Linked DNA regions of Homo sapiens: region 1 is linked to region 2. Evidence: read pairs that join two places in POLR2A ChIA-PET (ENCODE). Cell type or tissue: Caco-2. All regions are shown on one strand.

Region 1 (5,000 bases), 510 kb before region 2:
AGGAGGAGGAGGAGGAGGAGGAGGAGGAGGAGGAAGCAGCAGCAGCAGCAGCAGCTTGAATGGACAGTGGTTCCCCTTGCCTAGAAAATGGGACCATTATTTCTTTTCTAATCTGACCCCCAGACTCAGGACTTCCTCTATTTTCTGCATTTTGGGGTCTCTTGTTTTGCCTTGAAAAAAAATGTTTTCTCCCAAATCAAGGAGCAGTAGCTGGTGCAAGGGAAAATCTAGGGCTAGGAGTCTTAAGATATGACTTCTATGTGGTTCTGATAGAACTTGCTGTGTGACCTTGAGAGAGTCACTCCCCCTCTCTGGGCCTTGATTTTTTCATCTTTAAAGAAGGCCTCAAATTCCCATTCTTATGAGAAGAAGACAAGCTCCTAGTGAGTGGTGACCTAAGGGAGCAGCTGCAGCAAAATGCTAACCTGACAGTCCCAGATGGTCCCTTTATTGGTTCTGACCCTGGTCTCAGGCTTCATTTCCCCACAGCAAGGGAAGGAGCCTGCTCACAGAGCACCAGCTAAGATCAGCAGGACCGCGCCACACCCCCGCCCAGTCCTAGAGCCCCCCTCTCGCTGGTTCCTGAGCATACCACCCTCTTCCTTGGAGGAAAATTTGCCCCCAAGCAGCCTAGGCGGTAAGAGGCTATCACTAGGGCAGACTCACAGACCTACCTCATCCCCTCACCCCACCCTACAGTCTCGAAGTCGGGTCCTGTCCCCTCCTGCAGTTTCCGGGAGACTCAGGATATCTGGACCTGCTAGAAAGAGAAGCCTTCCTCGCCTAAGGAGACTTAAACCGGGATACTTAAACCTCCCGCCTCGGCGTCTTCCTCCAGGCACGACCGGGTCAAGAGAGAGAAGCGGAAGCTGCAACCCCTCACTCTGAGTGACCGGAAGCAGAAGACCACGGGATGTCCCAGGCGGGGACAAGAGGAGGGGCTGGGGAAGAAAGGAGGGATGATGAGTTCAGAGTCCCTTTGGAAAGGTTTCCAGAGAGCGCTACCAGGGACAACCCAAGGGGCTGGGGAAGTCCCTGCCTTGTGCTCTCTGTGCGATGCCCGAGTGATGCAGAGGCAGGGGGCTGGAGCAGGTGACTGCTGGCAGCTGCTGTCTGTCTGTGATTGGACCGGAGGACTAAGGGGAGAAAAAGTTTATCAGCTTCTCCCAGTGCCTGCACGCTGTGGTAGTTCAAAAGACACGAGGGGGAGGGGCACAGCAGCTCTGCTTCCCAGCGCCTTGGGAGACTGAAGTGAAAGGAACGCTTGAGCCCAGGAGTTCGAGACCATCCTGGGCAACAAAGCAAGACCGCCCCTCACCCCATACAAAATAAAAATACAAATAAATTAGCCGGGCACAGTGGCGCATGCCTGTAGTCTCAGCTACTGGGAAGGCTGAAGTGGGAGGATAGCTTGAGCCCAGGAGATCAAGGCTGCAGTGAGCTGTGATTGCACCACTGCAGTCCAGCCTGGGCGACAGAAGGAGACCGTTTTTTGGTTTTGTTTGTTCGTTTAAAAAAAAAAAGAAGCAAGAGCTCACTGTGAACTCCTGGTTCCTTCCTCCCCTCCTCACACTTCCCAGAACTCTTCCTGTCACGGTTCCTGGCCAGAACGCTGGGATACTATCTACAAGCTGTAGTAGGCTTGTAGTAATGGAATGTCCGCTTGAGGGGTCCCCGCACAGCCAACCCCTGCCTCTGGAGTGGGATCTATGGGGGTGGGGTTCTAAGCGCCTCTGGGGAGTGTGAGGTAGCATCTCAGGGTGTGGCAGAGGCTCGGACACCCCCAAAAGGTCTGCGAATGGAAGGGACATAGGCAGGATCTCTCTCAGTGATGTCCCCTGTCTTCCAGGATGAAGAGAGGCAGTGAAACACCAGGAGAGCAGGGCGTCCTTTAGAATTCCTGGACCCTTCTCCAGGCTGCTAGTCAGGACAATGAGCTCGTGGTTGTCTTTGCCACTATCTTCCTGTGCGATTTCAGACAAGCCACCTCCCTCACTAAGCCTAAATTTCCCCATGTGTAACGTGCAGGCATTGTACCCTAGAGGCATCAAAGTCCCCTCCAGGACAGATGCTAAGGAAAGATAGGCTAGGAGCAAAGCCGTCTGAGGTGGCCTGACCAGAGCCACACGAGGCTCTTCTCACTGGGCGAGGCTCTTTGAGGAACCGAGAGTTGCTGGGACCCAGCCCGCCCTCGAGAGAGCAAACAGAGCGGCGCTCCCCTCCCCCGACCCCGGCCCTTTGTCCGGAATCCAGCTGTGCCCTGCGGGGGAGGAGCGGGCTCGCGTGGCGCGGCCCCAGGGCCCCGGCGCTGATTGGCCGGTGGCGCGGGCAGCAGCCGGGCAGGCACGCTCCTGGCCCGGGCGAAGCAGATAAAGCGTGCCAAGGGGCACACGACTTGCTGCTCAGGAAATCCCTGCGGTCTCACCGCCGCGCCTCGAGAGAGAGCGTGACAGAGGCCTCGGACCCCATTCTCTCTTCTTTTCTCCTTTGGGGCTGGGGCAACTCCCAGGCGGGGGCGCCTGCAGCTCAGCTGAACTTGGCGACCAGAAGCCCGCTGAGCTCCCCACGGCCCTCGCTGCTCATCGCTCTCTATTCTTTTGCGCCGGTAGAAAGGTAATATTTGGAGGCCTCCGAGGGACGGGCAGGGGAAAGAGGGATCCTCTGACCCAGCGGGGGCTGGGAGGATGGCTGTTTTTGTTTTTTCCCACCTAGCCTCGGAATCGCGGACTGCGCCCAGTGACGGACTCAAACTTACCCTTCCCTCTGACCCCGCCGTAGGATGACGCCTCAACCCTCGGGTGCGCCCACTGTCCAAGTGACCCGTGAGACGGAGCGGTCCTTCCCCAGAGCCTCGGAAGACGAAGTGACCTGCCCCACGTCCGCCCCGCCCAGCCCCACTCGCACACGGGGGAACTGCGCAGAGGCGGAAGAGGGAGGCTGCCGAGGGGCCCCGAGGAAGCTCCGGGCACGGCGCGGGGGACGCAGCCGGCCTAAGAGCGAGTTGGCACTGAGCAAGCAGCGACGGAGTCGGCGAAAGAAGGCCAACGACCGCGAGCGCAATCGAATGCACAACCTCAACTCGGCACTGGACGCCCTGCGCGGTGTCCTGCCCACCTTCCCAGACGACGCGAAGCTCACCAAGATCGAGACGCTGCGCTTCGCCCACAACTACATCTGGGCGCTGACTCAAACGCTGCGCATAGCGGACCACAGCTTGTACGCGCTGGAGCCGCCGGCGCCGCACTGCGGGGAGCTGGGCAGCCCAGGCGGTTCCCCCGGGGACTGGGGGTCCCTCTACTCCCCAGTCTCCCAGGCTGGCAGCCTGAGTCCCGCCGCGTCGCTGGAGGAGCGACCCGGGCTGCTGGGGGCCACCTTTTCCGCCTGCTTGAGCCCAGGCAGTCTGGCTTTCTCAGATTTTCTGTGAAAGGACCTGTCTGTCGCTGGGCTGTGGGTGCTAAGGGTAAGGGAGAGGGAGGGAGCCGGGAGCCGTAGAGGGTGGCCGACGGCGGCGGCCCTCAAAAGCACTTGTTCCTTCTGCTTCTCCCTGGCTGACCCCTGGCCGGCCCAGGCCTCCACGGGGGCGGCAGGCTGGGTTCATTCCCCGGCCCTCCGAGCCGCGCCAACGCACGCAACCCTTGCTGCTGCCCGCGCGAAGTGGGCATTGCAAAGTGCGCTCATTTTAGGCCTCCTCTCTGCCACCACCCCATAATCTCATTCAAAGAATACTAGAATGGTAGCACTACCCGGCCGGAGCCGCCCACCGTCTTGGGTCGCCCTACCCTCACTCAAGTCTGTCTGCCTCTCAGTCTCTTACCACCCCTCCTCCAATGTGATTCAATCCAATGTTTGGTCTCTCAGCGCTTACTCCCCTTGCCTTGCTCCAAAGACGCTGCCGATCTGCTCTACTCCCAATCAGGTCCGGGATTTCAGGGCGCCTCACTCTGCCTTAAAGCCACGAAGGCGACCCTCTGCCTTCTCCTCGTGCACTTTTCGGAGCCATTGCCCTCCCGGGGCGGAAGACCAGGCTGTGAACTGGGAAAGCGCTAGCCCGGCCAGGGAGCATCTCCCCAGCCTCCCTGCGAACTGCGCCTGAAACGTGAGCTGCGCTGCAGGTGCCTGGAGCACCGCGCATCTTTTTTTTTTAAATCTGTTTGTAAATTATATGATGCCTTTTGAAATCAATTTTGGTACAGTAAATTATATGGCCCCTCCCCTGTTTTACACATTTGTATTTATTAATGAGATTTCACAGCAGGGAAAAGCCTATATTTTGTATATTAGATTATTTAGGGATTGCTGGATGAGATTTTAAGCCAATAAAAAAAAATGGACCTTCAAGAAGCCTTGGCAAGATGACTCCATTGTGTGTTGGGGAGAGGAGGGCCACAGTCACTACAGCTGAGGAAGAGCACTTCTGTCCAAAGAGAGGGATGACACTCTTTCTGGAGGTCTGGGCTAGAGCCAGGGCAGATTGGGTTTGGAGAGCTGGAAGTCTTCTAAGTAATTATTGGTCCAGCTCCCTTTTTTCTATATAGGGCAATGACTCCTCTTATTTCAAAGAGTGGTTTAGAAGAAAGACAAGCCTCCAACTAGGACAACTGACTCTCACTTGCTGGCCCTTTCCCCAACTCCACCAGCCTAGCTTTAGAGCAACTGTTGGTTGCACTTGGGGAAGGGATACAGTAATAATTCAATTGCAGAGTCAGAGTCCTCGGAAACACGGCTGGGCTGGGCATCCTAGGAATTTTCCCAAGGTGCTTAGAGGCCTAGCAAATCCCCTGAGCATATTTTACTCCCCAGGCACTGAGGTGGCTGTGTCGTGAACTCCTTGAACTGAGCAGCCAGGAGCAAAGAAGGTGGAGCGTCTGGCTGGAATATCCAGCAACGCCCCCTCCCTCATCACCTGGCAGCCTTGATTGAAAACTTATTAAGAAACTGTTCAAGGTTTCCAGCCACACCATGTCTCTTACTGGCAAGGTGGAATAGGACTGGTGCAGCAT
Region 2 (5,000 bases):
AAGATAGAATCTAGGTGGTAGATACACAGCTGCTCACTGTAGGATTCTTTCCATTTTGCTGTGTGTTTAAACATTTTATTTTATTTTTGTTTATTTATTTATTTCTGAGACAGGATCTCACTCTGTCACCTAGGATGGAGTGCAGTGGCGCAATGTCGGCTCACTGCAACCTCTACCTCCCAGGTTCAAGCGATTCTCCTGCCTCAGCCTCCCGAGTAGCTGGGATTACAGGCACGTTCCACCACACCTGGCTAATTTTTGTATTTTTAGTACAGATGGGGTTTCAACTTGTTGCCCAGGCTGGTCTCGAAATCCCGACCTCAGATGAACTGCCTGTCTCAGCCTCCCAAAGTGCTGGGATTACAGGCGTGAGCCACCGTGCCGGGCTGAACATTTTCATAATGCAATGTTGAGGGGGAAGTCCTGAGGCCTGGACTTGCCTCAAAGATTCTGATTTAATTGGTGCAGCCTGTGTGTTTGCAAGAGCTCCCAGGTGAGTCTACTGTCCAGGTGAGTCTATTGTCTAGCTGAGGCTGATCTCCATGGCTGTAGTTTGGGCTCACTGTGGGCCAGAACAGCATCATAAGTGTCACCTGGGAACTTGTTAGAAATGCAGATGTCCAGGCTCCACCCTGCCCAAGTGTGCAGAGCCAGAAACTCTGGAGGTGGAACCAATGATTGGTGTTTTAACAAATGCCTTCCTGTGATTCTGGTGCATGTTAGCTGAAGTTAGTGGTTCACAAACTTGGGTGCATGCTGGAATCGCTTGAGGAATTTTGGGGACAAAATAGACAATATTCCAGGATAAGCCTCATACCCCTTGAATTAGGTCTGCAAGGTAGGCGGCTGCAACATAAAGGAAAAGTGCCCTGTCTAATCCAGAGCAGTCAGGGGCATCCACTGCCCTCAGGGCAATCCAGTGCAACAGAGGACATTCTTTCCTCCCAGGCTTGTCACCAAGGACATAGGAGAAGGAGTGAATAGGGTGATGAGGATCAAAATGGATCAGGGTCTCTTCCTACAGATAAGGAAACTGAGGATCCCAAAATGGAGTAACTTGCCCCAGCTCATACACCAAGCCGGGGGGCAGCCAGGATTGAACCCAGTTCTGTCTCCAACTAAGTGGTTTTTAGTATATTCATAACCATCATCACTATCTAATTCCAGAACATTCTCATCACTCCAAAAAGATACTCTTCATTCCCCATTCCTCCCTCCACCCAGCTCCTGTCCACCACGAATCTACTTTTTGCCTCCATGGACATGTCTGTTCTGAGCATTTCATGTAAATGGAACCATACATTTTGTGGCCTTTTGTGACCAGCTTCTTTACTTAGCATAATGTTTTTGAGGTTTACTCATATTGTTGCATGTCTCAGCACTTCGCTCTTTTTGTGACCAAATATGTGCTTGCATGGATCTCCTTGGTTTTGTTTATGCACTCACCTGTGGATGGGCATTTGAGTTGTTTCCACTTTTTGGCTATCACGGATAATGCTGCTATGAACATCCTTGCATAAGTTTTTGTGTGGACATAACTGTATTCTCAATTCTCCTGGGTAAACACCCAGGAGTGGAATTGCTGAGTCCTATGGTGACTCTATTTTTTAACTTTTTAGGAACTTCCAGACCATTTTCTGGAGCTTCACTTCTGTTATCAACCCCATTTTGCTGATGACAAGGGAGGGAGAGAAGTGAGTTTGCTCATATTCGTCAGCTCTTGAATGGCGGACTCAGAGGGTGGGGACTGCTCGTGGAAAGGAATCCTCTGTTTCCCTCAATGCATTTCATCCATTCTTCGAAACTTTTGAGACCCTTCTATGTGCCAGTCACTAGTCTAGGTGCTGAAATTACCTCTGAGAGCCAGACAGACATAGTTCCTGCCCTCTTGGAGACATAGGTTAGAGGAGAAAACAGACAGTAGGCAAATAATTACAAATTTGACAAGCATAATGGCAAAATCTATTAGAGTATTTGCCAACTTATCCTCTACTTTGTACAGTGATCAAGAACTTGGGCTTGGAGTCAGCCCGCCTATGTTCGAGTACTGGCCACTTACTAGCTGGGGGGCCTGGACAATTTCCCTAACCTCCCTATGTCTCCACTATTCACGTGGAAATGGACAGAGTAATAGTACCTACTTTAAGGTTTACAGGGTGGATTCAAAGCATCAAAACCTAGAAAGCACTTCAAACCTGGCTTTGGCAAGTCCAAAATCAATACAAGCTATCGAGGTTGCTGTTATACTGTCTACACCTTATCCATCACTCTGGGGTATGAATCCTGGTCCCTCCAGCTTTCACTGTTTCCCACCTCCTCCCCATGCCTGGCTACCCATATACAAACTCTGACAGTAAGCAGAATTCCCACAGTGCTCTGTTCCAACATCCTGCATTGAGCTAATCTGGTTTGATGCTTCAGTTAGAATCCCTAATTCTAATTGAATGCCAGGCTCCTCATTGCACAGAGTGCCAGGCTCCTCATTGCACAGAGAAGAAAATGCTTTTTAAATATTCATCTTTTCTCCTTCACTAGACTGTGAGCGCCCTGAAGCTAGGCCTTCTTTCTCCTGTAGTGCTAAAAGTTTTTGGCAAGAAAAACAAGTGGAGGTAAAGTCGTAAAGTAGGGTGGTAGGGTTGAGAAAGGACAGGCTCTGGAGCCAGACAGCCCTGGGGCTATCACACCTGCTCTGCCACCTGTAACCACCTGACCAGGACAGCTTCCTTGGGGAGCCTCCTTCAATCATCTGTGAAATGCAGGAGGAGCAGCCGCCCGTCAGACCTGGTGGGGATCAGCAGTGACCTGCAGAAGTTGCTGGTGTGGTGGGCACCGGATACCTGGTGTTTCTGCTGCCTCGGTGCTGCTGAGGACCCAGAGCCCTGCCTGAGCAGCACGCTCACAGAGGCAGCGAAGTACAGGAAGTACACAAGGTCAAAAGGAAAACACGCTCTCCAGAGACGTCCTCTGATCACTATCGTGTACGTTGGGTCGAATGGAACAGAATTTGCTGCTAGAGTGTTTTTCCTCTCCTAACCCCATAGACGCTTCTATTTTGCTATTTTTACTAAACTCGAACAGGAACAGAAAGTATTCATGCAACTGTATCCAGTGAATGATTAAGAAATGCGTAAGAGCGGAGATTGTGTAATTCCCAGGCTGCTGTGCCTTGTCATCAGCCGCAAGTCCGAGAAATACTGCAACCGTCAAGTTGACCTCTGTTCCTAAGAAATTTCCTGGGTTGGCTTTAACACATTCTTTGAGAGTTATGACATAGGATATTAAAAAAATTCCTCCCACTTAGTGAGCCATACAAAGCCCACCACACATCAGTAGTGTCCATCCCATGTTTAATCTTCAGAAGGTGTGTGAGGAATAACATGTTTGCTTTTGAAAGATGCCTTGTAGACTGTGCGCAGTGGCTCATGCCTGTAATCCCAGCACTTTGGGAGGCTGAGGAGAGCGGATCACCTGAGGTCAGGAGTTTGAAACCAGCCTGGTCAACATGGTGAAACGCCATCTCTATTAAAAATACAAAACTTAGCCAGGCGTTGTGGCGGGCACCTGTAATCCCAGCTACTAAGGAGGCTGAGGTAGAAGAATTGCTTGAACCTGGGAGGCAGAGGCTGCAGTGAGCTGAGATCATGCCACTGCACTCCAGCCTGGGCAACAGAGCAAGACTCCATCTCAAAAAAAAAAAAAAAGATGCCTTGTCTTCAAGCAAACTATTATTAAGGATGAGTTGCTTATTTGTATTAAAAAGAGGGCTGGAGGATAGCTTGAGCCCAGGAGTTCAAAACCTGCCTGGGCAATATAGTGAGACCCCATTCTCAAAAAAAAAAAAAAAAGAAAGAAAAGGTGGGGATCACTGAATTTTCTATTGCATTAACCAAGAATCTTAAAAGTCATATTTTTAAAGATTATTGAAGATTTAAAATGTGTCTTGTTTTTTTTTTTTTCATTTTGTTTTATTTTATTTGAGACAGGGTCTCATGATGTTGCCCAGGCTGGTTTTACTCCTGGGCTCAAACTGTCTTCCTGCCTCATCCTCCCAATTAGCTGGGATTTCAAGTGCATGCCAACCCACACAGCCTTTTCTTTTTCATTTTCCTTTCTTTTTTTTTTTTGAGGCAGGATCTTGCTGTGTTGCCCAGGCTGGAGTGCAGTGGTGCAATCGCACTTCATTGCAGCCTGGACCTCCTGAGCTCAAGTGAGCCTCCCACCTCAGCCTCTTAAGAAGCTGGGACTGCAGACACATGCCAGCAATACACCTGGCTAATATTTTAATTTAATTTTTTCTAGAGACAGGGTCTCACAATGTTGCCCAGACTGGTCTCGAACTCCTGGATCAAGCAGTTTGCCCACCTCAGCCTCCCAAAATGTTGCAATTACAGGCTTGAGCCTTTTTATTATTTATTTATTTATTTATTTATTTATTTATTTATTTATTTTGAGATGGAGTCTTGCTCTTTGTTGCCCAGGGTGGAGTACAATGGCGCGACCTTGGCTAACTGCAACCTCCACCTCTCGGGTTCAAGCGATTCTCCTGCCTCAGCCTCCTCAGCAGCTGGGACTACAGGTGCGTGCCACCACACCCGGCTAATTTTTTGTATTTTTTTGTAGAGACGGGGTTTCACCGTGTTAGCCAAGATGGTCTCAATCTCCTGACCTCGTGATCTGCCCGCCTCGGACTCCCAAAATGCTGGGATTACAGGCGTGAGCCACCGTGCCCGGCCTGAGCCTTTTTATTTTTAAAAGTGGCTTTCCATTTTCTTTCTGTGGCAATTTCAAGAGGCATGGTGTGTTATTATCCCTGAGCTTTCTTGGGTATTAAAAAAAGGCCATGGGACTGGGCGCGGTGGCTCACGCCTGTAATCCCAGCACTTTGGGAGGCTGAGGTGGGCGGACCACCTGAGGTCAGGAGTTCAAGACCAGTTTGACCAACATGGTGAAACCCTATCTCTACTAAAATACAAAAAAATTAGCCGCGCGTAGTGACAGGT

The links. Peaks named below come from ENCODE experiments on the same cell type or tissue, not always from the same donor. Only the 100,000 strongest peaks of a DNase experiment are listed, where the experiment ranks them.
Region 1: POLR2A ChIA-PET joins it to region 2 with 5 read pairs; 1 of 35 experiments calls an interaction of 5 or more read pairs at or near these places.

Annotation. Positions count from the first base shown.
Region 1 is chr10:69,570,823-69,575,822 of GRCh38, reverse strand. It overlaps NEUROG3 (neurogenin 3), which reads left to right and starts at 2,401. Exons shown (of 2, transcript NM_020999.4): 1 at 2,401-2,613; 2 at 2,779-4,125. The coding sequence starts at 2,780. The coding sequence ends at 3,424. LOC101929021 (a long non-coding RNA gene) reads right to left here and starts at 2,866. Exons shown (of 4, transcript XR_946037.2): 1 at 2,756-2,866; 2 at 675-941. RefSeq lists a silencer at 2,131-2,350 and an enhancer at 3,608-4,235. In Caco-2, no CTCF peak of the experiment used is centred here; DNase peaks (open chromatin) are centred at 1,078 and 2,175; H3K4me3 peaks cover 356 bases; H3K27me3 peaks cover 1,524 bases.
Region 2 is chr10:69,059,751-69,064,750 of GRCh38, reverse strand. No RefSeq gene overlaps it. Among named protein-coding and RNA genes, the nearest start is that of SRGN, 26 kb to the left of the region's middle. RefSeq lists an enhancer at 2,963-3,082. In Caco-2, no CTCF peak of the experiment used is centred here; DNase peaks (open chromatin) are centred at 2,740 and 3,183; H3K4me3 peaks cover 922 bases.